Linked DNA regions of Homo sapiens: all the other regions are linked to region 6. The links are chromatin loops, found by intact Hi-C in ENCODE. Cell type or tissue: IMR-90. All regions are shown on one strand.

Region 1 (4,000 bases), 500 kb after region 6:
GTGCTGGTAATAATTTGCCAAATTCTCATTAGAAAATTAAAAATTTGAAAAATGGCACCAGTGTAATCAGTTTCAAACTATGTTTCCAAATGGAATAGATTACATAATATCAAGCAGCCACTATGAGTCATTGTTATTTTTCAAAATCAGATGATCAAATGGTAAATATTTAGTTTTTAAACTTCTAGCTTAATTTATAAAGTGTCAAATTTCAGTTTGATATTCTTAGTGAATTGATTTAAAAACTTTTGAATTGATAAAACGTTTTGACTAATTATAGATGTGGCTTCAATAAAAAGTTTTATGTTTTATTCTAGATATGAAGATTTTCTATGCAATAGTTACTGAGATGTCATAATATTTAAAATTTGTTTAGAGAACTCTACAGAACATTTAACATGTTCAGGAAAAATAGCAACTTGTAAACTGAGGGGTGAATACACAATAGATATGTTTATACAATATAGAGACACACAGTGCTGGTATGTACCTTGTGGCTTTTTCAGATACATGTCATCCCATAAATACTCTGTTTGTCAGAGATCCCAACTCGTCTCTCGAGTGTCACTGAGTAATAGTCAAAAAGAATAAGCTGGTATTTTTATAATCTTATGGATGTCATTGCACAGCAAATAAATAGACTGTCATTATCTTTTGTGGGTTTATGTGTTTGTCAGCTTGTTTAACATTTCCAGTTTATTTGCACAAGCTTCAAACCAATAAGTCAACAACTTGAAAATCAGAATGCACTGAATATTTTGCCAATAGTTAACAGTTCCTTAGTTGGTTCCTAGTTTCTTCATTAATGGAGCTATTCTAGAAAATACACACATACATGTGTGCATGTGCACACACACACACACACACACACATATACACTATGACACCTGTTATGTTGATAGGAGTGGGCTGCCCCCAAAAGATGTACTGAACAAAGCACAGAAATTGCCATCCAAATCCTTGGCCTCCTGCCGCAGGTTAGTTCCTGACTTACTGTGCTGCCTTTCCAGCACAAAGTGAAGTGGGGTTTTGCCACTTGGTCTGTAGAGTCAGTCATCCAAGAGGATTGTCAATCCAGGCCAAAACACACCTCCATTAGGCATCTCTGAGGGGCCTTGGAGTAGGGGGAGTCCCGCCAGCTTTCTTGAACAGTGAGTCCCAGGGCTAACCTCACATTATGTCACATGTAGCCTTCAAGCGTGTTTGCTAAGGAGTCAGCGGGAAGAGAGGTCCTCACCCTATTGCATTACACTTCCTCTGGTAAATGGGTGTAATAATAAGAGAGAGAGGAAAAAAAAAACCTTCATATGATCCCATTCCCCCTCCCTGTTCCCTGTCTGCATTGATTTGTTGCTTTAGTTGACACTAAAATATCTTCTTGGCAACTGACTATACAGCTACAGACAAAGGGATTTGAGTTGAGGCTAATATGTCAGCAGTCACCATTTATTTATTTAATAATGAAGGATAACATTTGAATGCTCTAACAATAAAAAAGTATACCAGTAATTTTCAAATCCTCTGGGTAGAGGAAGTGTGGAAATGTGGGTAGAGGCTTCCTGTCTTCTTTTGCAACTGATGCCCCATTTGTATCTGTTTTACATATTGATGTTCAGTAATGGAGGATTCAAAAACCAGGTCTATTTTCAATCCAGGCTTCCTGTTGCTATCTATACCCACTAATCTTAGGTCAGAGTGAAGCATTTTTTCTAGATGACTAAGAGTTGACATTTCCCCTTAAACAGTACATTTATATTAAGGCTCATCTAGAAAACAGTTCAAACAGAAAATAAATAGTACATTAAAAAGAATGTATAAAAACCAAGGAGGAATCAAAACAAAAAGACCGCTGACTAACAATTCTTTCTTGCTCTCTCATAAAGTCCATATTTTATATTCCATGCCATTCCAAAGTCCTGAAATAACTCCATCCTTCTGTGAGATCACCTTGTTTGTCTTGTTCAAAATTATTTTTAAATTTTATTCTCTATGTTGTAATATGATACAATTATAGTATCTCTCTTTTCCCCTATTAAAAATATACATCAGAGTGAACTGGAATCTAATATTTTTCCTTCTGAGTTACTTCTAACTCTGGGAGTAGTATAAGGATGAGGGAAGTTACTCAGTAAATATCAGTTGAAACATTACTACCATTTATTCAAGTAGAATAAAATATATTAAAAATAAACAAAAAACCCTCATTATATGTGCAGACAACAAGTAGTTAATGAGCATATGGTGATTTATAACACTTTGCATAAATAATGTATGCTTAAGATGCCAAGTTGAAATTCAGGCATCAAGAGAACAGACCTTTATTACTTTTTATCAACTTCATTTTATGATAATATTTTTCAAAAATTAGTACTAAAGGGCATAGAGAATGCTCCAGACTTAAATGTGTGAAGATAGTTATTCCAAAATTCTGCAAAACCAACTGCCTAGACCAATGACCATACGTCCTAGTATACTCCAACTGCTTGGAAGGGCAAAGGGTGCCTCCTTAAGCACAGAGAGACAAAGGCCAGGACATTCCTTTTGAAATGAATGGCCAAGCTGGACTATGTTCTGTCATGGCCATGGATACAGAGCTCATCCAACTCATGGCTGGAATTTGACGAATAATAGGTGACAGTGCATAAGGTTGAATGTATCCCATCTTATTCTACTATTAGAATTGGCACTTTACCATTGGGAAATAATTAGGAGCCAGGTAGAATGTGAAAACCCGAGGACAAGAGTATTCCAAGGAAGTAAACAAATGCTAAGTTGAAGCCCCAGAGTAATAGTACTAAAGGTGCCATTTTCACTCATAACATTATTATTCAGATCAGCAGCATGCTTCATAAGAATTGAGTTATTTAATGCACTAATATGAATGGATTATAAAATACTTTGGCTAGTAAAGGAAGCAGTCAGGATGCATTTCAAAATCATGAGAAAGAAGGAGGAGAGGTGAATATTTTACTCAAAAGGAGTTGCCCAATGTGAAAGAAAACACGAACTTTTAAAACTCTTTTACGGCTCATTTATCCTACCATCTACAACACAACTATGCGAGAATGTCCTTAAGAAACCAAGAAAGGAAAGTGCAGCACTTAGGGTATAGTACTAGTAGGGGTATTAATACCATTAGGCCCAAAGTGGGAAGAGGAGGGGATTCCTGGAACCAGGAATATAGGTCTGTGTTGAGGAATGTCTGCCAAGAGCTGTGGTCTTTAGCAGAGGGAGGCAACAATCTATAGTGATCTCCCAGAAGGGGTAGTGAGGTTATGAATATCTTAATCCAACTGTCCTCTTGTCTCTTGATCATCTTCTGATGCTTCCCATTGGTTGAACCCAACTGGCAGCTACGAGGATGGAAGAATCCATGGATGTAGTCAAGATCATTCAGCTTCCTGGGCTCCAATCACAGTTAAAGAGTGGAGAATAAAATACATCCAGTGCCCCTACCTTTTCAAAAGTCTTTCATATTTTTTCTGTATTTTGATCTTTCTACATTGTTTATAGTTCCATGAACTCACTGTTCATGAGGGAGAAATAAACAGAAAGGGAGTTCAGGTAGAGAATCCATTGAATATGAAGAGGAGACATGCAAGGTTTGTCAACAGAAATAAAATAAACTATGTTATTAAGTTTAGAAGATAATCTACAATTTAGTAAGATCTTAGAGAAAGACAGGTAATATGGAGGAAGAAATCGACAGAATCATGAAATAACTTACTTTCTTTTGATCCTAAAAATGAGATGAGGATAACATGTGGAGAGAATGGTGAAAGTTTGAGATTTCACACAAAGCTAAACACATGTGTGTACCTACTTTATTTGCTCAGACAACAGACCACCAACTTTTTAAAATAATGGCATTGTGGAGGGGAAAAATACACACATATATAAATGTATAGGTATAGGTATATGCATATGTATATAATGCATATGTATGTGTATAAAGAATGAGGAGAGAAGAATCTAGATGGCCTTGGATCATTTCCTCTTC
Region 2 (4,000 bases), 140 kb before region 6:
ATGTGATTGATTTTTTTTGTTTTGTTAGTTTAGAAAATGAAACTTTTAATTGTGGGCGGAGGCAGAGTTTATATAGAGGAAACAGCCTGAGGAATTCATGAAGAAAACTGCTGGCTTTAGGCAAGTGGAGTATAATTCTGAATTCAGGTATATATTTGACACAAGGTATTCAGCCTTTCGTTAGTGAGCACATCTGTCACTGTAGAAGCTGGCAGAATGCTGCCAGTAAAGTGACAAAGCTTAGGGAGAAATCAGAAATTGAATATTTTTCACTGACTGGGATGAGGCTATATTACCCCATAACCGTATTAGTTTAAATTAAGAGTATTATTTAAGGTATAGAAAGTATTATTTAAGGTATAGAAAGTTTGCATTACTTTGGAAAAAAGTTCTTAGGCTTCAATATTAGCTACTTTAATTGTATATTATTTAAAAAATACATGAAAGGCCAGGTGTGGTGGCTCACGCCTATAATCCCAGCACTTTGGGAGGCCGAGGTGAGCACATCACTTGAGGTCAGGAGTTTGAGATCAGCTTGGCCAATCTGATGAAACACCATCTCTATTAAAAATATAAAAATTAGTCGGGCATGGTGGTGCACACCTGTAATCCCAGCTACTTGGGAGGTTGAGGCAGGAGAATCACTTGAACCCAGAAGGTGGAGGTGGCAGTGAGCTGAGATTGTGCTACTGCACTCCAGCCTGGGTGACACAGTGAGACTCTGTCTCAAGAAAGAAAAAAATATGAGAAAGCAGAGGGAAACATTCCCCAATAATGCACTTGGAAGTGGAGGTGAAAGAGGTGGTTCTGCTCTCATTTCTGTGACCTTTGGCAGGTTCCTTAACCTCTTTTGAGACCTTCTGAATCTACAAAGAAATGCATTCAGATCTCTAAGGTTCTTATAGCTGTAGCATTATAATAATATAGGCTATTGTTCAAGGGAACTTTAATGCAAGCCACATTTGTACAATTTTGAATTTTCTAGAAGGTACTTTTAAAAAGGTAAAAAGCAGGTGAAATTAGTTTATAATATATTTTATTTATCTAAAATAGTATCATTTCAATATGTGTTAATTTATAAACATTGTTAAGATATTTTATGTTCTATTTGTACAGTCTTCAAAATCTAGCATATATTTTATACTTACAGCACATCCAATTTGGATTAGCTATATTCGAGTGCTGGATCACCACATGTGGCCAATGGCTGCTGCGTTGGACAGTGCAGGTGTAGTCTCTTTGTTACTGGCTTGCACAGTTCAGAGGCTGTCACATAGTTACAGCTGTCAGATGGTCTGATCCCATTTTCAGATCTCTTGGCTGCAATAAATTCAGCTCACTCAAGAATGATCTCAAACCTTCATGTTTATAAATGAGAAATAGCCTGTCTTTGGTCATGTGATAAATTTGTATTTTCTCACTTCCTTGGCCACGTTGACACCTATTCAACTCCTAATGGCTGTCACCCTGCTGAAATATTGACGAGCACATGAACTGATCTCCTGAGGCTCACGTACTCTCATTATGGTTCCTTAAGGTGTGTGACCCATGGTCCCTATCTATCTGGCTCCTGACTTTGGTGAACTTGGCTGGATCTGCAAGTCCACCTTTAACCATTTTAATTATTTCCAAAAGGCCTGACATTAAATTGACTCCAGCCATCCACTTCATGCTTATTTCTTGTTCTATTGGCTTTTCTAGATGAAAAAGCATCCCAAATGGTAGACATCCCCATGCCCTGACTCACCACAGCCAATGCAAAGAAGGAAGTATTATTTTCCTTTAATTGATAGGGACAATCCCTCATCCTAAGCCCCTTTCCTCATTCATCCTCAGCCTAGTTATATTTCATCCTCTCTCACTGAGTAAGCACACAGTGTACCTTCAGTGTGGATTCTATATTGTTTCAAGAAAAGGTCATATTCTGATTTTTATCTTGATTTCTTTTGGGCTAATTTTAAGCACATTTCTTTTAACACATGTTGGCTTTATTAAGTGCAAACATACATTAAAATATCAAAAGGAAGAATTATTGTGCACATATTCAAAAGGGTCCCCCAGTCATCCAATACTGTGTGGTCATTTTCTTTCAGAGCTCAGCAAAACTCTTGTTTTCCTTTGATTTCCAAACGTGAGTGTCCTTCGCTTTTTGGCCTGCATGTACTACAAGGCAGCGCAACGTGCATCTGTTCTCTTGGAAGAAAATATCAGTTTGCTGTCATCTCCACCCTTCAGCCACCCCTTATGTTAGTATACTGCAGAATGAAAATATTGCTCAAAATGCACTTGGTAAACATTCAGTGACAACTAATGCTAAAAACGGACAGATGGTGGCAGCATTGACCAGCTGCTGCTGTGCATGGCTGCTCAGGGACAAAGCGGAGGACCTGGTGTTCTCAATCTGTCAGCCCTGCTTTTCCTAGGAAGGAAGGAAAGAACTTTGCAAGCTGGAAAATCATTAGGCCCAATCAGGATAACTTTCTTCAGTTCTGGTGGAAAATATACCAAGTGCAATAAGTTGCAGTTAATTAAATAATTTAATTGAAAGGGTGCTAGGTGAGCTGGTGGAGATGATTTGGGAAAATACGAAAGCCGTGGCAGAGTTCCTGCCCATAGAACCTTTCAATGTGCAGTCTGGACTTCAGGTGGAAACGGGTTCCGGATTACTGTAAAGACAGAGCTTCCAGTAACAGCTTTAAGATCTTTTGTAAAGTTTTTCTCTAAGGACAAAGACACAGATTGTTTCCCAAGATTTTTAATGTCTCCTGCTATTGTAAGTGTGTATTTGTTTCCATTTTGTTTTTTATAGCCCCTTTTTTACTGCAGGGAACCTCTGCTTTTACTGTTCTTTACAGTCTGCAAAAGAAACGCTTTCTGATTTGATGGCAGCTGAAGGTGGGGCTGATTTGCAAACTCAGGGCTCAACTTTAAGTGGAGAAATGGGAAGAGGGCATTTTTCTTCTAGGAAACTGGGCCTTTATTGAGGAAGGTTGGAAAGAGGTAGCAAAATCTAGCTGAGTCATAGTAGCTAATGTTAGTTTAGCATTTCCTGTTTGTCAGGCACTAGCTAAGCAATGTCTACACATGAGTTGATGAAACAACTCTAAAAGTCAGGCATTATTATTACTCTTGCTGTACAGATGTGAGGGGAGCTTAGAGAGATTAAATGACTTGCCTAAACTCACCCAGCCAATTTGTGGTGGAGCTGAGCTCCCTGCCGCTCAGCTCGGTGCCCCACACTTCTGCGCTGTGCTGTCTTCCGGGAATGCTGGCTGTTGGGGAATGCTGATAGAGCTGCTGGCTGAAAAAAACTATTCAGGAGCTGTGGAGGGGCGATATAGACCCACCTCAGCCAGAGAACTATTAGCCTAATATTGGTTGTCTGTGGGAGAATTTCAAGACAAAACAAAATCTGTGCTGTGAAAGGCAGGAGGCCTTTGATGACTCCAAGGGTGATGGAATGATGAAATGCAAGATTTTCTGCTTATATTCAGGAGACAATGACATATTTGATCATTTGGCTACAGAAAAAAGGAGAAAGAATCTATTTATCCGGTTCATAAAGCAAATTGATTGATGAGAGGCGAAGCACCTTTACATTCACACACTGTGTACTTGTCCTTTTCTGCATAGACCAAGGGTAAAAGGAGAAGAGATGGTGAGAAATCCAGGCACCCTGTGGGCTCTGCCTTTGTGAGGAATCGTAGCTCAGTATCACGAGAACTCCTGACAACCTTCTCTGAGAAAACAATTAGGAACACAGCCTAGAAGATTTGAATGAGGGCTGTTAGAAGACGCAGCATCAGCTGGATGCAGTGGCTCATGCCTGTAATCCCAGCACTTTGGCGGGCGGATCACTTTGAGCTCAGGAGTTTGGGGGCAGCCTGGGCAATACGGCAAAAGCCGCCCCCATCTCTACAAAAAATGCAAAAATTAGCCTGGTGTGGTGACTTGCACCTGTGGTCCCAGCTGCTCGCGTGGCGGAGGCTGGAGAATCGCT
Region 3 (4,000 bases), 580 kb after region 6:
TGAAAATAGAAAGTGGTTTTAAAAATTCCACTTAATTGTGTTATTTGGAAACATCAGGGCATTTGGTTTCGTTTTAAAGAGAAGACAGAAATACAAATGTAAGTGTATATTGCCATCATTTATAAAATATGGCCTCTATTCTCACGTCATCTGTATCCCTAACAAGTTCTAGCTGTTACTCTACTACCAGCACCAGATAAAACCATCCAAGTTGCCTAGCATTTTTATAAGTTAACTCCTTTGTAAATAATTTGTTTTTTAAAATAAAAACACCCATGGCTTCGCCTTCCAAAACATGTTGCTATGAATAATAAGGGCTAAAAATGTCATTATTATTATATTGATTAGGTATATAAAAATAACAGGAATATACTGAGCACCTAGTGGGCACCAGGTGGTGCACATGGCTGTGAGAGATTAAATGAGATAGAGGATGCCAAATATTCATTAACTTCATCATATTATATCATACCTTTTCATGAGTATTATTATTAGTTTGAGGAATGGCTAGAGTATAAGTGTGAAGCTTATCATTGCCTGTTAGTATTATAATAATAATAAATTCCACGAAGAGGAGGAAGAGGAGGAGGAGAATAAAGGGGAAATAAATATATTGGCTAGTATTTATTTAGCATGTACACTGTACCAGTCATTACACTAAGCTATGTGCATGGATTCTTTCCTTGTGCAGTTGGAGGATGAAGAAATGCCTGTGAGAAAGATGGCTGGCAAAACAGCTCTATGAGCTATGGAAGCTCTCACATGGGTTTGATCTCAGGGTTTATCCTAGACTGTTGAGAAACACTGAAGAATTTTAAACAGGAGAACGACATGTTCAGATTTGCATTTTAGAAAGGTCACTCTGGCAATGTGAGGAGTAGCTTGTACTAGAGAAAGACTGGAGAGTGGGAGACCGGTTAGAAGCATATGGCTCTGGTGATAGTTCATGTGAGAGGTGCGAAAGGTCTGAAAAGATGCCCGGATGGAAAGAGGGGGATGGATTCCAGGGAAGCCTCTGAGGGAACAGATTTAACCTGGGGTCTGATCAGAGGGCAGCAGTGGAATTTGGAATGAGAAAGAAAGAAGATATGTTTATAGCATATCAACCTCACTTCTAGTTTGCCATGTATTTAGGGATTAATAAAAATGTGCAGCTTGATATTATTATTCACACAATCATGTAAGTAAGAGTAAAACGTCTACGTTTCTCACCTAACAAATACCTCCACTCTTTCTTTCTCACGCGTGTGTGTATGTGTGTATGTATATGTATATATGTATATATATTTTTTTCTTGCTGGAGATATATATATATATATAAAATTCATGTGTGTGTATGTGTGTGTATATATATGTATATATGTGTGTATATATGTATATATGTGTATATATGTATATATGTGTATATATATACACACATACACACACATGCATTTTTTACATATATATATATATATTCAGCAAGAAAAATGTTTCCATTCTAAAGATAGAAGACTTCCATTTAGAAGTCTTAAAGACTTAAATGTGCAGAATATTCTATCAGACTATCCTCCCAGGGATATCTCGGTGGCATCTCTTTTTCTTCCATAAGAACATTTTCATAACAATGTTAAACCTGTAAGGGTATAAATATCCTTCCCACCCCTTTGCCATAACTGTATACATAGTAAACAACATTTGACATGCCCAGACAACAAATGTATTCTACTAATCTCTTTGCTTAAAAACATATTAATTCAAAGTCCTTCTTGCTTAGGTCCAGTTGAATTTTTGTTTGAAATTGAAATTCTCCCTAAGCTTTAAAACGGATGTCCTTGTCCTATCCAATCCAATGTGCTTCCAGTTATTGAACACCAGAGGGCATCATTCAGTGAAAGCTTGGATTTGGGAGGGAAGAGGGGAGAGAGGGGGGGCAGAGAGAGAGGGAGGGCATGGGGGAAGACAGAGAAAAAAAAGAGAGACAGAAGGAATTCCATTACTAATGAAAGAAAATGAGAAAACTGAGTTTTTAGTGTGTACCCTTATCTACCATGAAACATTACCATGGTAACAGCACCAGTTAAGATGATTGTATATTTAGGTCATAGTATAAAAGAAGGAGCTAGAACATGTGAAGAAAAAAAAAGAGAAATAAATAAAGTAAGACAAAGATATATAAAGAGTGGAAAGAGGCAAACCAACTGGAACCTACCTCATTCTTTGCTAATAGCAGTTTACAAAGTAACATTATACTTTTCAAAGCACATGTGGATAATAAATACTAATTAAAAGTAAATGGGGCCATTGAAATTCAGAATCTTAAGTGCCAACAATCTTATAGAAAAAGAGAACTCATTTAGCATGAAAAAATGGAGAGACAACTAGACTGGGATTGGGATGTGTGTGTTCTTATGCAGTTCTTGGTTAGCTGTGTCACCTTGAAAAAGTCTCTTGATCTGCTTCCTATCATGAACTCAGCTGAATGATATCAAAATTATCTTTTATTACTATGCATCAGACAAAAGAACTTCTGTTTAATAATGTCTTAGTATTGCTGAGAGGTGAAAATGGCATCTGCCAAAATTTTGGTGCCCTCGTTTACCTCTGCCAGAGGCAATCACTGACTAAACAAGACAAGCACGTGCCAACTAAGAGCCTACTCAGCACTGCCTCTTCTTTGCTTAAGGTTTGGAGGATCTAACAAAAACATGCAAAGTTGTATTAACAGATGGGGAGAACATCATTGAACTTCTGAATGCCATGGTTTTGTTTTCCCCAAACACAGGGAAAACAAGTGCCACAACTATTTATAGCGAACCGATTGACACACTATAAGAACTAAGACAGTGGAGTCCAACAAGCTTGTGTTTGAATCCAGGGGCTGCAACTTACTAGCTGTATGATCTCGGGTCATTACCAGACCCCTCTGAATGCTGATTTCTTCCTGTAGAAAATAACATCTACTACATAGGATTGTTGCAAAGATAAAATGAGAAAATTGATTGCTGTATTAACTCATTCAAAAGAGATTTAATATGTTTCTTAGGTATGCCTGGCTGTATTTTAAGCAGTGAGGCTAAAGCAACTGACAAAACAGAAAATATCATATGGGAAGATGCTTAGAATAATGCCAAGGACTTAGAATACACACAGCAAAAATACCTGCCTAAGGAAAGGTGACTTGCATCTCTTTCCCCACATACCACCTCCACCACATAGGCCAGGTGAGCTGTGGGATATGCAATCAGTATACTTATGCCATTTATCTTAAATGAGAGAAGTCCTGATGCCTGCTCAATGAACCAAAGGTGGACAGAGTGGGTACAGGAAGCAAAAGCCAGTTGTTAGTAGTCACAAGGTGGACATTGGTGGCTTTCGATACATAGGAGTCTCTTGGGAACTATGCCACGGAGAGTCCATGTCATAAAATCTCAAGCAAGTCAAATATAAGTTTAAATAAAGAAAACCAATTCTTCAAGAGAACTGTGTGGCAAAATGTTTCTGTCAGTCTCTGTCCTATTGAGTAAAGTGGGAAAAGTTTAAGACAGGATTGAGAATGGTGTCTGGGTGATCTTGTGAAGATAATAGAAAGGGTTCGCTCACATGCATATTCTAAACAAAGGCTGACATCAGTGATGGAGGTTGAATCCAGCACGATTATTGATATACCTACAGATTCTTGTCCTCATTTTTCTCTCTCCCATTCCGTCTTCATTTCCCTTTTGTTCTAATTTCTTCTCTTCTCCCTCTTTTGTACTTGTTTTAACTTTACTCATTGTTGTGGGTCAGAGAGACATAGGACTCCTAATTAGCCAGCCTAACTTCCATTGAAGACAGTGTCATTCATGCTTTTTGTGCCTTCCCTACCTGCCAGCAGTCTGGGACTGTTTTCTTTGGATCTCTGAAACCACCCATTCCTATTGGCCCTGGGGAATGGCTGCTCTGGAATTGGAATTGGAAAATTGTCCAGTAAAGACACATCTGGATGCTTGACTATCTGGACTTTCTGGGCAATGAAGGC
Region 4 (4,000 bases), 290 kb after region 6:
AAGTGCCCCATCTACCCCATCAAGTCTGTTGGCTACTTCAAATTCATGCATTTTACTTCTTCAGGGGCCTCTTTCCTAAGAAAACATGTTAAATGAAGATTCATCAGCTTCAAAATATAGACAAGATGTATTTAAGTAATGGAGGGAAAGGCTTGATGGCTCTCCAATCTAAAGTGTGTCCAATATATGTATTTTTAAATTATGGGATAATAAAATATTAAGAAGAAATTCCATGTAATTTTCATAGTTATATATCAGCCTCTCACACCATAGGGTGAATTGATTCATTTTTCATTTACGTTCATGTTCTGATTAAATAATTGAACATGCCCTACTCTGAAACACCAGAACAACTCTGGAATACAGCTGAAGGTGCCAACCTTCATTCGACTCTTGTTCAACCCATATCTCTTGGTAGTCCCCTGATAATCATGTTCCTTTCACATCAGTTTCTTCAGGCAACAGAGTATTTCCCTACATGGGTATCACTCCTACTTTATTGGTAAAGCTATAGGAGAGGAAGGAAAAGAGAAAGAAAAACACAGAGCAAAATATCAACAACCCACATTTATTGAATCAACATTTCTGTAGAGGGAATCATAAATAAATTATAATGCTTTCTCCACATAATTCTGATGATCAGTTATAATCATGAAGCTTTCTTTGGGAGCCTTCTAAAATGTATCCATTCAAGGCCTCCAACACTTCCTGAAAATTCAGATTCTGGGGTACATCTGATAACTACACTGAGGAATTGAGAGATTTCATGAGAAAAATACTGCAAAGGAGTACAAGAACTCTCAGTGTTTAGTAAACATCATCAAGGCTTCTAGACCAGCTCAGTTCAACAGAAATATAATGTGAGCCACCAAAGCGAGTAACCTATAATTTAAAAATTTCTAGTAGCCACTTTAAAAAAAAGTAACAAGTAACAGGTGAAATAAATTTTAGTAATATATTTAACCCAATATATCCAGAGTATTATGTTTTCATATTAAAGTATAATTTTTACATAATCTTTTTCATATTTAATCTTTGAAATTTCATGTGTATTTTACACTTACTGCTGATCTCAATTCAGACTAGATCTTAAGTATTCAGGAGCAACATGTGGCTTGTTTGCTGTATCGGAAAGCACGGCTCTAGAGACAGGTAAATGATTAGAAGTAAAGCCTAATAAGCACAGTATAGAACACAGCATTATTTAAATTTTCACTATGCACCTCAATCCTCTATCCTCAACATTTGAATTGTTTTAGGAAAATATTCTACAGAAAAGTAAAACTCAAAACCAAACATGCTTGAGTAAATTAGAATTTGAGAATGTTCAGACAGTCCCATTGCTCTTCGTCAAGCGTCCTCTCTCTCACAATCCCTGTATCGTAGCCACAGGTGTTGGATGTAGCCCAAGTTGAGAATCCCAGCTGTTTCACAGGGGCTCTGGCAAGTTGACAGCTGCTTTATTACCAGAGCTTGAAATTGAGGCCAATAAACTTAGCACACAGGGACCTGAAGTCCGGTTTGCGGAGACAAGGCCACCATCATGTGGAACGTGACGGAACTGCAGTAAGATTCACGTTCCCATTGCATGGAGAAGACTCAAATGACCTAAGTCATCAGTGCATCCCCACTGGGACAACACTTCAAGAATGCCTAATTAACATACCTAAGAAACGTGCAAAACCTTGGAGATCCAGAGAAGGTTCAGAGAAGGCCAATTCCTATTTCAAAAGAAACAAAAGACAGACTGAAATAGCTAAATCATGCAAGGTCAAAATCAATAAAAATCATAAAATGTAAAATGAGGACTTACACACATCCACCTGCTGAAACCAAGGCTCACTGAATAAGAGTTCAAATATAATATTGGGTTAAATCTACGATTTTGATTGGAAAACTTTTAAAAAATCCTTATTGTAAGAGGAGATAGATTTTAAAATAAAGTACTATAGGATGATGAGTTTATCTTTTTGAAGAATAGGCCAGTATAGTAAATTATTAGGAAGGTTTGAAATGACAAGATGTATTTTGAATGGCATATTGCTTTGGCAATATTAAGGAATTTAGACTGTTTCTATGCCAGTTCTATATAGTCTGTCTTCTGGTTTCATAACACCCTTACATTGTACATGTGTAAGACAATGAGAAAGTTTCAAAATATTCAAACATATAAAAGATAGGCACATATTATTGTGAAGTTGATAAAATGGTCAGGGTTTGTCTGTTGATGAAAATGAAAGACCATCATGTAATACTAAAAAACATGGTACCTGCCAGGTGCGGTGGCTCATGCCTGTAATCCCAGCACTTTGGGAGGCCGAGGCGGGCGAATCACGAGGTCAGGAGATTGAGACCATCCTGGCTAACACAGTGAAACTCTGTCTCTACTAAAAATACAAAAAAATTAGCCGGGCGTGGTGGCAGGCACCTGTAGTCCCAGCAACTCGGGAGGCTGAGGCAGGAGAATGGTGTGAACCTGGGAGGTGGAGCTTGCAGTGAGCCAAGATCGTGCCTCTGCACTCCAGCCTGGGCGACAGAGCGAGACTCCGTCTCAAAACAACAACAACAACAACAACAAAAACAAACAAACAAAAAAAGTGGAACCACAGAGAATATTAGCGTGTTTTCACTGTATCTTCCACTGAAAGACCTGTGTTTTCCTTTCCCAGAAACAAGATCCCCAAACACACGATATTTGCTCCCTGAAAACTTCAGAGTGTATTACTAACCCTATGTTTTCTGAGCCTGTAGAAAAGATGATGTGAGCAGGAGCCAATATGGGTTTATTAATTAAGAATATGTAAGAACAAATTATTCTGTTTTGAAAAGGTTGACATGTAGGGTATGATAATTTCTACACAGCATTTAACTAAAGGTTACTCTTGTTTCTTGGTTAATAATATGGCGAAGTATTGTCTGGATCACCGTCCTACAAATTTGAGCAATTTTTCCAGACAAGTTTAGTTCTTTTTGTACTCAGGGCCATTTCTAATAGAATATTTGTAACCTCTCTGATTTATCTTGTCCTTTTAATATTATAGCAATGACATGACTTAATGCTTAGAAAACATGGTTATCAAATTTGCAGATGACATAAAATTCAGAGACTAGCTAATATGATAGATGTCACAATCAAATTTTAAAATGATTGTGCAGGCTTAATACAAAATGATGACATTTAACAAAGATAAATGATCTTGCATTTTAGTTAAAACAATAAATTTTATAACTAGATTGGGAAGATCTTTCTTTGAAGAAATTTATATAAAAATGATCTGAAACTTTTGTTTATCACAAAATACAAGTTTGGTAACACCCACACAATTTTAGTTTACTAAGATAGACTTCTGGGGTCCAAACCAAATTTGGTGATAATCCCCCTGAACTCCGTCTTTAACTGACAACATTTTGTTAATTTCAGGGCCACATTTTGAGAAAGAAACTGACAAATTAAATGGTATATGGAGAAAGAATTTTGAGATTTATAGTGCTGTAGAAGCCACTTATAAAAAGATGCTTTTAAAGAAAATGTAGTTATTTTCAGGACAGCATAGTGTTTATGTTCATAAATTATGAAATAAAAGAGATCTGAGTTTAAGTCCCAGAATAGCCATTAACCTTGGCAATCTGACCTTGGGTAAGGTGTTTAATGTTTTTCAGCCTCAGTTTCTGCATCTGTAAATTGTTTATAATAATGATGACAAAGAGGATATATGCTAGCAGAAGTTAGATTTTTTTTTTTTTTTTTTTGAGACGGAGTCTCGCTCTGTCGCCCAGGCTGGAGTGCAGTGGCGGGATCTCGGCTCACTGCAAGCTCCGCCTCCCGGGTTCACGCCATTCTCCTGCCTCAGCCTCCCAAGTAGCTGGGACTACAGGCGCCCGCCACTACGCCCGGCTAATTTTTTTGTATTTTTAGTAGAGACGGGGTTTCACCGTTTTAGCCGGGATGGTCTCGATCTCTTGACCTCGTGATCCGCCCGCCTCGGCCTCCCAAAGTGCT
Region 5 (4,000 bases), 1.0 Mb after region 6:
TGGCAAGCATTTCTATTATAGCATATAGCAAGTCATGTGCACATTTGTTTACATGTCAGATTCCCTGCCTCCTCTCAGTGTGAGGGGATGGAGGACAAGACTCCATCATCTGTGTATCTCCAACCATAAGAGCTAGCAAGGTACCTGATCTCTGGGAGCTATGGAAGGAATACATGCTGAGTAAATTTGTTACTGAATGACCTCGCAAACTTGGTACAGACTCCTGCTCTTACGTAAAGATAAGAAAAATCCCCTCATCATCTTTTATATATGTTGGTGAAGGGGGTGTGCCTCTGGATATGAGTTTAAAAATATAGCTACATGAATCTCCAAGATGTATTCATGAGGAATCTGAGATGAAATGAAGCCCCAGTTTCCTATACTTTAAAAAAACCCTCCTGCTTTAAATTTTTAGCTGAGAAAGCTATACTATTTACAGGGATTATGCTTCTACTAACAGGCTTGCATTTGTTTTTTAAATAGGACCCTCTATCATTTTCCCTTAGTTAGTTAGTAGCTGTCATGTATAAAATTACCACAAATAAAAGAAGGAGGTGGAATATAAATGTTCAGAGGCAACACAGCATGGTAGGCAGAGGTGAGAAAGGAGGTTGCAAAACACTTGTGTGGTTCCCCAGGGGGAGAGGAATGTAGAGCAAGTCACATCAGGAGCCTAGTGGCTGCTCTGTCCAGAGATATATGTACATTCATGTGTGCATATTATTTTTTTCTTAGAGGTATAATATGTTAGAATCTTTCTGATTATGTACAGGCTTCTGCTACTCATAACTTAAAATATCATGCATCTTGTTGCCGCATGTAGCTATGGCTGGGGCAATTCCTGCAAAACCTTCCTCAGCTTCCAGCCTCTTTTATCATATAGAAATTTAATTTCAGCAAGGAAGAAAGGACAAGCTAGACAGGGAGTCTCCTAGGTGAGGAAGCAAATTAGTGGGAAAGGAAAAGGACATATTCTGGCTCCAAAAATGGAGTTGTTCATCTCCAAAGTGCAATTGAATAGCTATCAGTATGGACAGTGGGGGAGCCAGTAAAGGATTTTAATCAGAAAAGATGCAAGATTGTATTTGCTTCTGGGGAAGGTCCAGAAAACTGCAATACTGGGGACAAACTGGAGGGTGCTGGGCATATCTGGATGAAAAAAGCAAAAGTGATAGGACAGAGTTGAGAGGAATATATTGAGGGGCTATTTAGACAATACTTAGGGAGGAATTAGAGATTTGAAGAAAGAAGGTGTTTAGGTGACTCTCAGATTTGAGCAGCCCCTTATATCATGGAGTCAGTACTTACCGTATTTGACTACTAGTCTAACGAGCCTTCTATCGCATTATATAATGCCTATTCTGACATCTAATTTCAGAATCTCAGATGAATCACCCAGTCCTTCTGTACTTCTTCATCATCAGACAAGAAAGGACAGCAATCTTAAATTATTCTCCCTACTTCCTACCCCCAATCCCATTTCCCAAACTTTTCTCTCTCCTCCAACAAAAGTAAGGTGGGAATCCTTAATCAACATTACTCAATCAACAGAATTAGGTAACCTCAAAACTGTGAGCTCTCCATCTCTGCAAATCCAGGAATGAGGAGGCATGGATCTCTAGGATGCTCACAGGAATTGTGTGCAAGGAGACCTAACTGGCATAAGGATGCAAGATCCCCCCAGTCTTCTCTAGCAGTGGACTGACTGATGTGGTACAATAGTATTTCCTAATGGAAATTAAAATATATGTGAACAATATACTTAATCAAGAATCTCTGATCAGGCTTTATTAACATGAGAGTCAGGCCACCAAAGGATTCTATGGACCAGTGTTAAAAAAAAAAAAATCTGGGTAGGATGGAACCATGCAAACAGGAGACCTGGGTTCTGGGTCAGCCTCTGATTTAGGTGAGCTGGGTAATTAAGGGCAACCCTGCTCTCAAACTTGGTTCTATTGTCTATAAAATAAGGAATTTGGACTCTAACGTCTTTCCCAGGTTTGGTGTTCTGTGCCTCAGGGAATTTCTATAAAATGTTGTTTCATGCTTTCATTTTCATGAACTCTAGCAAATGGGAACTAATGACTCATTCAAAGTAAATTAATTTACCTGGAGTCTGTTAGGGCAACAGAAATAGTATGGTTAAAAAATAGAACTGATATTTTTCTTCCTGCCAACCCAGCAAACATCAGAAACAGGAAAAGGCTTCGCTTAATAGTGAGACACCACGCTCCATGGGGTGTCACAGTTTACAACATACTTCACACGGAAGGCATCGACAAGCAGGGAAAAATACAACTTTTATTTTTTCTACTTGGAATTAAGAGTGTTTTTCATTGCACTCTATGCCCAGGGCTTTAGCGTTTGAATCAGGTGGTACAAAGCTGATGAAAGAGAGCCTGGAGCATTTGATGGCATTGTCTACTTGGGCTCTACAGCAGAACGGCGAATTCTGAGTTCGGCCCTCTAGTGGACACATACTCTTATTGCAAGTTTCTTTTACTAGGAAGCAGAATCACATCTACAACTGCGGGGGATCAATGGGTGAGAGAGAGAGGGACGCCGTTTCACATGATTTGTGTCTGTCACGGTCTGATTCTTAACTGTGACACATATAAAGACCACGAGACGTGGAGCTAAACAGTCCCAAGTCTGAGTGTATCCTAGGTTGGCCATTAGGGAGCTTTGTGGGTCCGGATCAATCTCAGAGTTCCAGTGTTTCCATTATATGAGTGTCTCCCCACGCCGGGCTTTGTTCTTTAAATGGAGTAATGCATCCACATATGCTTTGTGAAATGTAAGTGCTTGCTACCTACCAATTTCTATTATTAGTTACATTCTTAAAATACCTATTAGTTTTTTGAATGCCTAAACCATTTTCTCTCTCTCTCTTTTTTTTTTTTTAACTTTTAAGTTCAGGAGTGCATGTGCAGGTTTGTTATATAGGTAAACTCGTGTCACGGGGATTTGCAGTACAAATTATTTCATCACCCAGGTATTACACCTAGTACCCACAAGTTATTTTCTGTGATCCCTCCCGCTGGATAGTAGACCTTTGTTGGATGCAGTTTGCAAAAATTTTCTCCCATTCTGTAGGTTGTCCGCTTACTCTGTTGATAGTTTCTTTTGCTGTGTAGAAGCTCTTTAGTTTAATTAGATCCCATTTGCCAATTTTGCTTTTGTCCCAATTGCTTTCGGTGTCTTCATCAGAAGTACATGAGGTGATGAATACAATAACTATCCTTATTTGATCATCATACGACATATATCAAGATACCAAGTTGTACCCCATAAATATATACAAATACAATGTGTCCATTAAAATAATCAATTAAAAGTTTTTAAAAATGCAGAAGATAAACTTAAAAAAATCTCTAAATAGGTAAAATTTTATGTATTTGAATAAAAAATTATTCTTCCACATTTCTCCCTTTATCAATCACCTCTCATCCTTATTCAATGTCTTCTCTGAACTCACGATGGCACTATTAAGTGAAAAAAAACTTAGATAAAATTTGAATATTTACTTAAGACTTACCTCATTATTAACTGAAGAGTTAATAAGAGATCTGCAAAGTTCCTGAACTTAAATAAAAACAAAAGTTAATAGTTAATAGTTAAATAACTTAATAAGAAGATAATGCCACCTACCTATAAGAAATCCTCATTAAATATAAAGATAAAAGTAGGTTAGATGTTAACAAATGGAAAAGATAGCTATTTTGATAGTAGTCTTATTTAAGATGAAATTATTTCCCAAAGAGCTTCTCTACAAGTTGCTTAATATCTCTATGGTAAAAGAACCTAACATTTATAATTGACTATTTAAGAGTAATGGGATTATCTAGCCTTTTATCTTTTTATTTTCATTGTCCTATATGTTAACAGTAAATCACCAAAATTATCCTTACTGAGATAAAAACATTATCTCAAACTAATTCAAAAGCAATGAGTAATATGTGTGAAACAGACAAGATTAACTACCTCACTCTAAATATAA
Region 6 (4,000 bases):
TGAAATAATCCCAGGAAATTCTCGCCCTTCATTGCCATGAGTTCCAAGTTTTGCCAATGATTAGAGTATGAGGAAATATTAGTGTTAAGTGGCTCTCTTTTTACATTTGTAAAAGCTGGCAGCCATATTTATTCACACTTCAGGAATACTGTGAATGTGAGGCAGTATTGATTGGATCCCTCTTTAAAGCATGTGAGTTCCTTGGATGACCAAACTGTGCATTTCTCCCTCTGTCTCCATAGCACTTTGCACCATACCTAAAATGGTAGGCATCCAACAAGGCAGGCTTTTGGGATGAATAGAAGGATGTTCCATTCATAGAACATCCCTTGATAGAAAAGGTGCTTTGTCAAACCAAAATAAATACGTGTCTATTTATATTGCTATACTAAACCCAGTACTTATCAAATTATAACAAAATAATAGTGATAACAAAATAATATGTAAAATGTTGACCATTTTTGTTAGGCTGTGGGTTCCATTTATATATTTCAAATTTGAATATAAGTATGCTGGATCCAGGGAATTCACAGATCAAAATAATAAAGACACACCTGAATGCCTGACTTGGAGAAATGTTGGTATTTCACAAGCGAGAAAGTAAAAGGTAAGTATGGTCGGTATAGGAAGTTGTAGGCACTGTTGGTGAGCACAGTGGTAGGTAGAGTGGCAAGGAAGAATTGTTTCCCAGGCATTCACCTCCAAAATAAACTGTTGGTCCCCGGCTGCATTCTCCAACTTCCACCAACACTCTTGTTTTCTCAGTGTGTCTGTCTTAGGTGAATAATTTGATTAAACAGATCTAAAGTGTGAAAGAGTGATCATTTTGAAATATTTTCAAAAAAATTCGCTTGCAAATCTCAAGTTGCTGGGATGTGGAGCAGTAATCACTTACCATGTTCAGTGTGGAGTTGAGGAATGTGAGAGGGATGTCATATTATCACTGGAAATGGTGGTGGCTGGGGAGTCATATCGGGCATGGGACTTCTCTGCGGTACTTCTGGGGCCCTCTGAACCCCCTACTCTAAGAAGATCAGAACAAGAGATATCTCCACACCATGCTAGCACTACTTATTTGGAATTCAGGGAGATGGAGACCACATTCCCCGCCCCCCCCCCTTTTTTTTTTAACTTTTCTGGATGATTGTGCCAGGCATCACACATAAGAACAACAATCCTCCAACAGTTTTCTCCAATACTCTGTGAGATGCTGGTCTTACTCCATGACTCCCTTACAAGCTCCTTAAAGGTGGGAATGGAATGTTTTAAGTTAAGTACCTCCCACAGCTCTTGGAATAGAGTTAAGTACATAGCAGTTCTTAATATCTAACACTGGAGTCACTGAATTATTCTCACAGTCTGTCGAGCCCATTTTAATTTCTTGTTTTCAATATTACTATGATTTATCTGCATTCATTATATTTTTTTTCACAGAGCTCCTCGAACTGATCTATAACTGAGAAACTCTCTTGTCCTTAGACACATTAGAGTCAGGAGGAAGCAGACAATGTTTAGATTCTGTTCCCACCCTCTCCTGAGAAGGGTGGGGTGGGAGGAGATGTTGTCAGAAAGCTGCTGGGGTATGTTACAGTTATCTTCAGAGGTGCCAAACCAGCTTCCAACCCCGCCTAGTTTTGTCTCCCATTTTCTAAAACTGGGATCAGAAGTCCTTATTTGGATTTCCTAAAAATAAGTAGCTGTGGCTGAGCCCTTACTCAATTACCACAGGGAGATATTGCATATCCGGGATCACGAGATAAGTGAGGTGCCTTGCTTATAAGCCCCACGTGCTAAGACTAAACGTGGCTCTCATGTGACTTGCCTTCACAATCCAGAGCTCCCTCATGTTTCAACTTATGCTTAAAAAGAAAAAAAAGAAGTCCACATTTACAAAATCCAGATGGATTATGTCTCAACAGAAGCTGTTGGCCGGGGTTCCCAGAGTCACTAGGATAAAGCTGGCAGCTTGGCTTTTCCTAAAGGGTCCTTCCTCCTGGCTCTCCGGGTATGTCTCCGTTGTCTGGATTTTAGAATAATGTGCCTTTTCTATTTCTTCACCCTTTTTTTTAGAAAGTGGGCTGGCAACTATATTGCAGAGACTGATTTCTAAAGGCAAGCCACCCATCCTTTATTGCTTCACAACTGTGCTGGGTTTAATTATTTCTTTTTTCATTTTGTCTACAGAATGCTAAAATGTGATGGCTACATCGTCAGGATAAATAAGCTTGTGAAGTATTATTTTCTCCAACTTCATCTCTTTATTTTATCTATTTCTTTTCTGTGTCCACTGTCGCCCATTCTTCCTCAATCTCTCACATTTCAAACTGCTTTGCCCTCATTTTGTTGCAGTTCTTAAAAGTTAACAGTAGGTGGCAGTAAAATTTTATACTCGAAAGACATTCAGGCGACTCAGCAAACTGAGGAGGGTATACAGAAAGTATGGAATTGTAAATGCTAAAGGTAAAACAGCGTTTTTTTAAAATTAGTTTTTAGACTTTTTAATTGACTAATTGCATATATTTATTGTGTACAACATGATTTTTTGAAGTACGTATACATTGTTGAATGGCTAAACCTGGCTGATCAATGAATGCATTACATCACACAGTTATTTTTGTGGTGAGGACACTTAATATGCACTCTCTGTGCATTTTTTAAGAATATATTATATCATCATTAACCAAAGTCACCATGTTGTACAATGGATCTCTTGAACTTAGTCTGCTGAACTGTAATTATACGTCCTTTGACCAATATCTCCCCAACCTGAACAGTGCTATTTTCTAAAAGCCAAATATATCTAAATATAGGAATCTATTTAAAAAAAAAAAAAACAAGATATTTCAAGCCCAGCTCACATGGGGGTCATCAAGGCATATATTTGGGTAGGTGAGTCTTAAAGACTGGGAAATTATGATAATAAAGGGAATTGGTAGAAATTTGTATCAAATGAGGAACTCACCAAGCAGCCTTTATTATTTACATGCTGGAAATGATTTCCTTCCCTCCACACAAATGCTCATCTCTGTCTTCTTCCTTTCATTTTGCTCTTTCTGCACCCCTTCCCTCTGTTGGTCATGAATGTTACCTTTGAGGCTGCTTGGCATTCCCTGAATGGGTTTGTGACCACTTGAATAGAGAATGTGTTTGTCTTTCTCTCATTTCAATGCCACTCTGTGTGTTTGCTGTAACTTTCATCTCTCACTCTCATTCTCGCCTGCTCTCTTTTACTGTATGTGCTTTGTTCACTGTTTTAAGAGAAATATTCACAATTAGAAGGACCAAAAGCAAACAAAGAGAGGATTATGTAGTCGATGGAGATTTGCAGTGCTGTGGGATTTCTGGTCCTATTTTACCTAATTAGAGATGCTTTGGGGCTAGAGTGATAATGGTGAAGATGTCACACAGATCCATGGTCTCATTCTTTCTCCCTTGGGTCCTCCAAATGATGTCATAGGCCTGGCAAACTAGTTCTCCAGGATAGGCAATGCACCCTTGAGAGATGCTCAAGGGAAGAAAGCTATTGCACAGAGATGATAATCTGCAGCCATGCTTTCACAGCACAGTAAATCATACCTTTGCTCACTTGATTTGAATGAAGATTCTTGTCTACCAACAGTTTTAGGAAATAGATGGAATTTGTGTAGCATCACCACTTCACGGTAAAACAGAAGAAAAAGATGAGGTTTCTGCAGTTGTGATGCAGACCGTTGAAATGTGCCTGGAGAGAATGCCCAACTGGGAAATCGGTTTTCATTCGGGACTACGTAGGAGTGTAACAGAGGACAAGCATCATGGCTCAAGAAGCAGGGAGGAAAGTGGAACCTGGGGAATGCTGACCAGGCATGAACATTCTTACATGTTCACCATAGGAAAAAGGTGTGAGCACATGATGGGAGGCTGTTCTATCCAGGAAAGACTGGATTCCACCCAACTGTGACAAAGGTAAATGAGAAAGTCCAGGAAACTCTCAGGGCTGTGGTCAGGAGAGGGGAAAAGA
Region 7 (4,000 bases), 370 kb after region 6:
ACTAGCTTTGTAGCCTTGGGAAAGTTATTTAGTGTCTCTGGGAATTAATTTTTTATATGTGAAATGGAAATGATCCCAGGTAGTTTCATAGGGCTGCCATGATGATAGTATGAGGTAATGCATATAAAGAACTTAGCATGGTGCCTGGCTGAGTAAACTGTCCAAAATTGTTTTCATTATTTTTAATATTATTGTTTTCTGTGATGACAAGAAATTGTGGTTCATAGTAGAGACTGAAGAATATTTAATCAATAATTAAGAAACATTTCTTGTTTCTCTGTCTATTCAGGAATCAAGAAAGTTATTTTATTTATTTTTTAAGGCGGTTACTTTAAATTTAAAACTAAACTATTAATAAACTAAAAGTGTCAAAACAAAACTCTTCTGTTCTGCCCCTCATAAATGGGAGAGCAAAATAGATAGTATCTTTAGAGAGGGAAGATACTGGAGCCAGATAGATGTATTTTGGGTTAAACTCAATGTAACAAAGACCATTTTCAGTAGGAAGTTGTAACAAAAGACTTTGATAGCAGAGGTCAGTTTTTATGTCATTACGCAGTATCTGTCTTTGGTTTGAATTACTGGTGCTTTCTAAAATATTACATATACCCACATTCAAATATGCAAATAACATTTTAAATTATTTGATATTTTAGATTTTTCATGTTGTGTTTTTGTTGCATGAGTAAATCATCTCTCCCTACTATGAGAATCTGCCTGTCTACGATAGGCAGGAAATCCAGTAAGTTCAGAGAGTCATTACCTTAGAGGATGTTTGTATTTGGTTGGTGCAAAAATAATCGTGGTTTTGCCATTAAAAGTAATGGCAAAATCCGGCCAGGAGTGGTGGCTCATGCCTGTAATCCCAGCACTTTGGGAGGCCGAGGCAGGTGGATCACCTTAGGTCAGGAGTTCAAGACCAGCCTGACAACATGGAATTAACCCTATCTCTACTAAAAATAAAAAATTAGCCAGGCGTGGTGGCTCATGCCTGTAATCCCAGCTACTCGGGAGGCTGAGGCAGGAGAATTGCTTGAACCTGGGAGGTGGAGTTTGTGGTGAGCCGAGATCACGCCATTGCACTCCAGTCTGGGCAATAAGAGAAAAACTCTGTCTCAGAAAAAAAAAAAAAAAAAAGGATGGCAAAATCCACAATTACTTTTCCACAAATTGAACAATCACTGATTGATCTCCCAGTTTAGATACTAATGTGCAACTGTCATACCTATTTGAAAGGAAAAGCGTTAACCAGCAAAACAGAAACAAAAGGAAGATAAGATTTCTTATAGTCGTCTTCTTTGTTGTTAGTATTTTAGGTTTCCTGTTGGGGATTACTTAAGTGTCAAGTTCACCACCTGGCTTTCAAAGTCAAGAGGATAATGAAAATTATTATGCCTTGCATTTACATACTGTTCTGCAATTTATAAAATGCTTTCACAGCAACCAGTTCATTATTCCTTGTACTTGCCATTCTGGATGAAGACAAATCAGCAGAGAGCTGTGAACCTTGTGTGGATTATTGAATCTTCCAGGATGGCTTTGAATGTATCACAATATGGCATAGTTGGGCTCTGAAAATGTTACTAAGTTGTTGAGAAGGATATGTTGTTCACTGTAATAGACAGTGTTCTATTTTGGAAGACTCACAAAATAAACTTCCTACTACCATAATCTAGGGAATACCTGTCCATCTCTTGAGCAATTTAATCATATGGACATTGGCACTATGGAACTGATTTGAAATCTTCATATATTGACTGATAAAATGATCAAATCTGATTTTGCCAAAAAGCAAGAACAAGGACGCAAGACTTACATTAGCCTCATTCTTGGCTACCTTAAATGGCTCTGTGCTTTTTTCTTCTTTATCTATTTCAAATTTATGGTACCTTGCCATATTTATGTGTCACTGTAAACTACTTCAAGTCCTTTTTTTAAATGAAGAAAGGCATACATTATTAAAGTGTTTTGCATGTAATATTCTATTTGAATCTCACATGAGCCCTCTATAAAAGGCATATTACTAACCCAATTTTAACTATCCACCCATATTTCTCACTCTTTTCCCCAAAAACAGTTAGACATTTTCTGCAAAGTTTGAGGCTGGCAAAGATCTATGATTGGGATTCTGTGCTCTGTAATCCTGGATCCTGCTTTGTGTAATAGATCCCAAGTGCAGGCTTATGCAAGCAGACAGCCTGGAATCCATGCCAGCACTGTGTCTCTCCAGCACTGATTAATTTCTGTGCCTAAAAGCCATGTGTTCATCGTGGATGATAAGCTTGTTGCACAAACATAAGCTAACCACATTGAGTAAGTTTGGCATTAGTTCTGCATGAACCCCAGGGAGAAGGGTATTAACCAAAAGGAATAAAAAAATTCCTGCCAATTTAGGCATGAATGAAATGTTTTAAGGCATCTGTAGACTTTTACATACTAATAAGAAAAAAAACATATGTTTTATAAAGCTGATTTGCAATTCATTTAACCAAACAGGTTGCACTGAGGAATTCCAGGTTCTAGACTTTGAAAGTGGTCTAGACATGTCCTTAGCAATGGAGGCACATGAATACAAATAAATATAAAATCACTAATAATCAAAACATGCCATCTATCGTACTAACTTTGATGGAAATACTTATATACAAAGAAAGTCATGACACTATTTTGTGGTGTACCAAAATATGATTTCTATGCATGTAATCATAGAAGCTTGCAATTTCCAGATCAGTCTTCTTTTCCTCCTCCTCCTCCTCCATAAAAAAAAAGGCAAGCAAAGAATAAAGAAAAGGAAAGAAAAAGGGGAAAATAAAATCTGTGAAGGAGCACAACCGCATGAATAATGCCATCATAGATTGGATCACCTTGAGAATCATGCTCTGTTTTCGTTTTCCCTTTTGTGTTAACATAGAAACAAAGTTCCACCTTTACATTGTTCTAAAAGAATTTTTTCATATTTATGGGAGAGAAAGGTGAAGGGAGGCCATGTGTATGTGGTCCAATTAGAAACATAGGCTTTTAGAGCTGGCAGGAAACCTGGGGATCATGTACTGGATTCTCCCACCTGGTGCAGGAAGTCTTTCTGCTGCATCTCTGACAGATGGTCAGCGAGCCTTTGCTGGGAAACCCCAGCCGTGAGAAACTTAGCACACGCCCACTGCCACCACCACTGTGGGGAAGAAGGCTTGTTCAACCCTACAGCCATCCTTGCTAACTTCTTTTTTTTGTGTTCTTGTTTTTTGGAGCATTAAAAGACAGCACTTCCTTTCTACTATATGACAACCCTTCAAATCAATGAAAGAGCTGTTATGATTGTCCTACTATGATCCTAAGTTAAACCCATGAGTTTTCCTCATCTGCTCAACATGTGGTATTGCCTTCAGAATCTTCACTAGTCTGGTCACTCTACTGTTGATAGAATCAACCTGTTCGTGATTGTCCTAAAATGTGATTACCCAGGGAGGGATCACTTAGTTTGGGCTGCAGTGGGACTATGAATCCTGTGTTGAAATTACAAACTACTTTTATTGGCCTGGCCTAAGATTGCATTGCTTTTTAACGGCTGCATCAACATTATTTGCTTTTTGTAAGGATTAGAGTTACATAAACTCTCTAAATATCTAAATTTTTCCATTTAACATGATTTTAGCCCATAATAGTTTTTTTAACCACATACTTAATGGTAAGATCATAGGCTAAGTTTAACCACATACTTAATGGTACGATTATATGCTAAATCTAATAAAATTAATCAGAATTTATAAATGTATATCAGAATTTGTGAATTTATCAGAATTCACAAATTCTGATGAATTTATCAGTTTAACAAATTTGGATATGTGGCTCATGCCTATAGTCCCAGTACTTTGGGAGGTCTAGGTGGGGGGATCACTTAATCCCAGAAGTTTGAGTCCAGCCTGGTCAACATAGTGAGACCCCCATCTCTACAAAAAATGTAAAAAAGAAAAACTTGGTCAGGTGTGGTGGCTTATGCCTGTAA

Evidence for each region. Peaks named below come from ENCODE experiments on the same cell type or tissue, not always from the same donor. Only the 100,000 strongest peaks of a DNase experiment are listed, where the experiment ranks them.
Region 1: a loop joins it to region 6, with 4 times the contacts of the local background. A loop is called at or near these places in 2 of 110 quality-filtered maps.
Region 2: it touches region 6 in a loop (5-fold over the local background); 28 of 110 quality-filtered maps call a loop at or near these places.
Region 3: a loop joins it to region 6, with 4 times the contacts of the local background. A loop is called at or near these places in 5 of 110 quality-filtered maps.
Region 4: it touches region 6 in a loop (12-fold over the local background); 58 of 110 quality-filtered maps call a loop at or near these places.
Region 5: a loop joins it to region 6, with 27 times the contacts of the local background. A loop is called at or near these places in 27 of 110 quality-filtered maps.
Region 7: it touches region 6 in a loop (7-fold over the local background); 3 of 110 quality-filtered maps call a loop at or near these places.

Annotation. Positions count from the first base shown.
Region 1 is chr7:136,954,128-136,958,127 of GRCh38, reverse strand. The region is part of intron 2 of CHRM2 (cholinergic receptor muscarinic 2); the gene reads right to left. The region is part of intron 2 of LOC349160 (a long non-coding RNA gene); the gene reads left to right. Among named protein-coding and RNA genes, the nearest start is that of MIR490, 53 kb to the right of the region's middle. In IMR-90, no CTCF peak of the experiment used is centred here; a DNase peak (open chromatin) is centred at 1,767; H3K27ac peaks cover 3,079 bases.
Region 2 is chr7:137,590,793-137,594,792 of GRCh38, reverse strand. All of the region lies in intron 12 of DGKI (diacylglycerol kinase iota), which reads left to right. Among named protein-coding and RNA genes, the nearest start is that of PTN, 250 kb to the right of the region's middle. RefSeq lists enhancers at 2,523-3,722, 3,356-3,856, 3,857-4,000. In IMR-90, a CTCF peak has its summit at 2,332 (motif pointing right); DNase peaks (open chromatin) are centred at 2,362 and 3,052; H3K27ac peaks cover 1,542 bases.
Region 3 is chr7:136,872,481-136,876,480 of GRCh38, reverse strand. All of the region lies in intron 2 of CHRM2 (cholinergic receptor muscarinic 2), which reads right to left. Among named protein-coding and RNA genes, the nearest start is that of CHRM2, 5.8 kb to the right of the region's middle. In IMR-90, a CTCF peak has its summit at 1,849 (motif pointing right); a DNase peak (open chromatin) is centred at 1,950; H3K4me3 peaks cover 436 bases; H3K27ac peaks cover 2,085 bases.
Region 4 is chr7:137,166,910-137,170,909 of GRCh38, reverse strand. No RefSeq gene overlaps it. Among named protein-coding and RNA genes, the nearest start is that of PTN, 170 kb to the left of the region's middle. In IMR-90, a CTCF peak has its summit at 1,544; a DNase peak (open chromatin) is centred at 1,519.
Region 5 is chr7:136,404,855-136,408,854 of GRCh38, reverse strand. LOC105375523 (a long non-coding RNA gene) reads right to left here. Exons shown (of 6, transcript NR_187964.1): 5 at 3,539-3,585. Among named protein-coding and RNA genes, the nearest start is that of MTPN, 430 kb to the right of the region's middle. In IMR-90, a CTCF peak has its summit at 2,463 (motif pointing left); no DNase peak of the experiment used is centred here.
Region 6 is chr7:137,452,759-137,456,758 of GRCh38, reverse strand. All of the region lies in intron 27 of DGKI (diacylglycerol kinase iota), which reads left to right. Among named protein-coding and RNA genes, the nearest start is that of PTN, 110 kb to the right of the region's middle. In IMR-90, a CTCF peak has its summit at 2,362 (motif pointing right); DNase peaks (open chromatin) are centred at 1,768 and 2,358; H3K4me3 peaks cover 217 bases; H3K27ac peaks cover 1,966 bases.
Region 7 is chr7:137,080,145-137,084,144 of GRCh38, reverse strand. All of the region lies in intron 1 of LOC349160 (a long non-coding RNA gene), which reads left to right. Among named protein-coding and RNA genes, the nearest start is that of MIR490, 180 kb to the right of the region's middle. RefSeq lists a silencer at 2,979-3,171. In IMR-90, no CTCF peak of the experiment used is centred here; DNase peaks (open chromatin) are centred at 2,244 and 2,554; H3K27ac peaks cover 3,139 bases.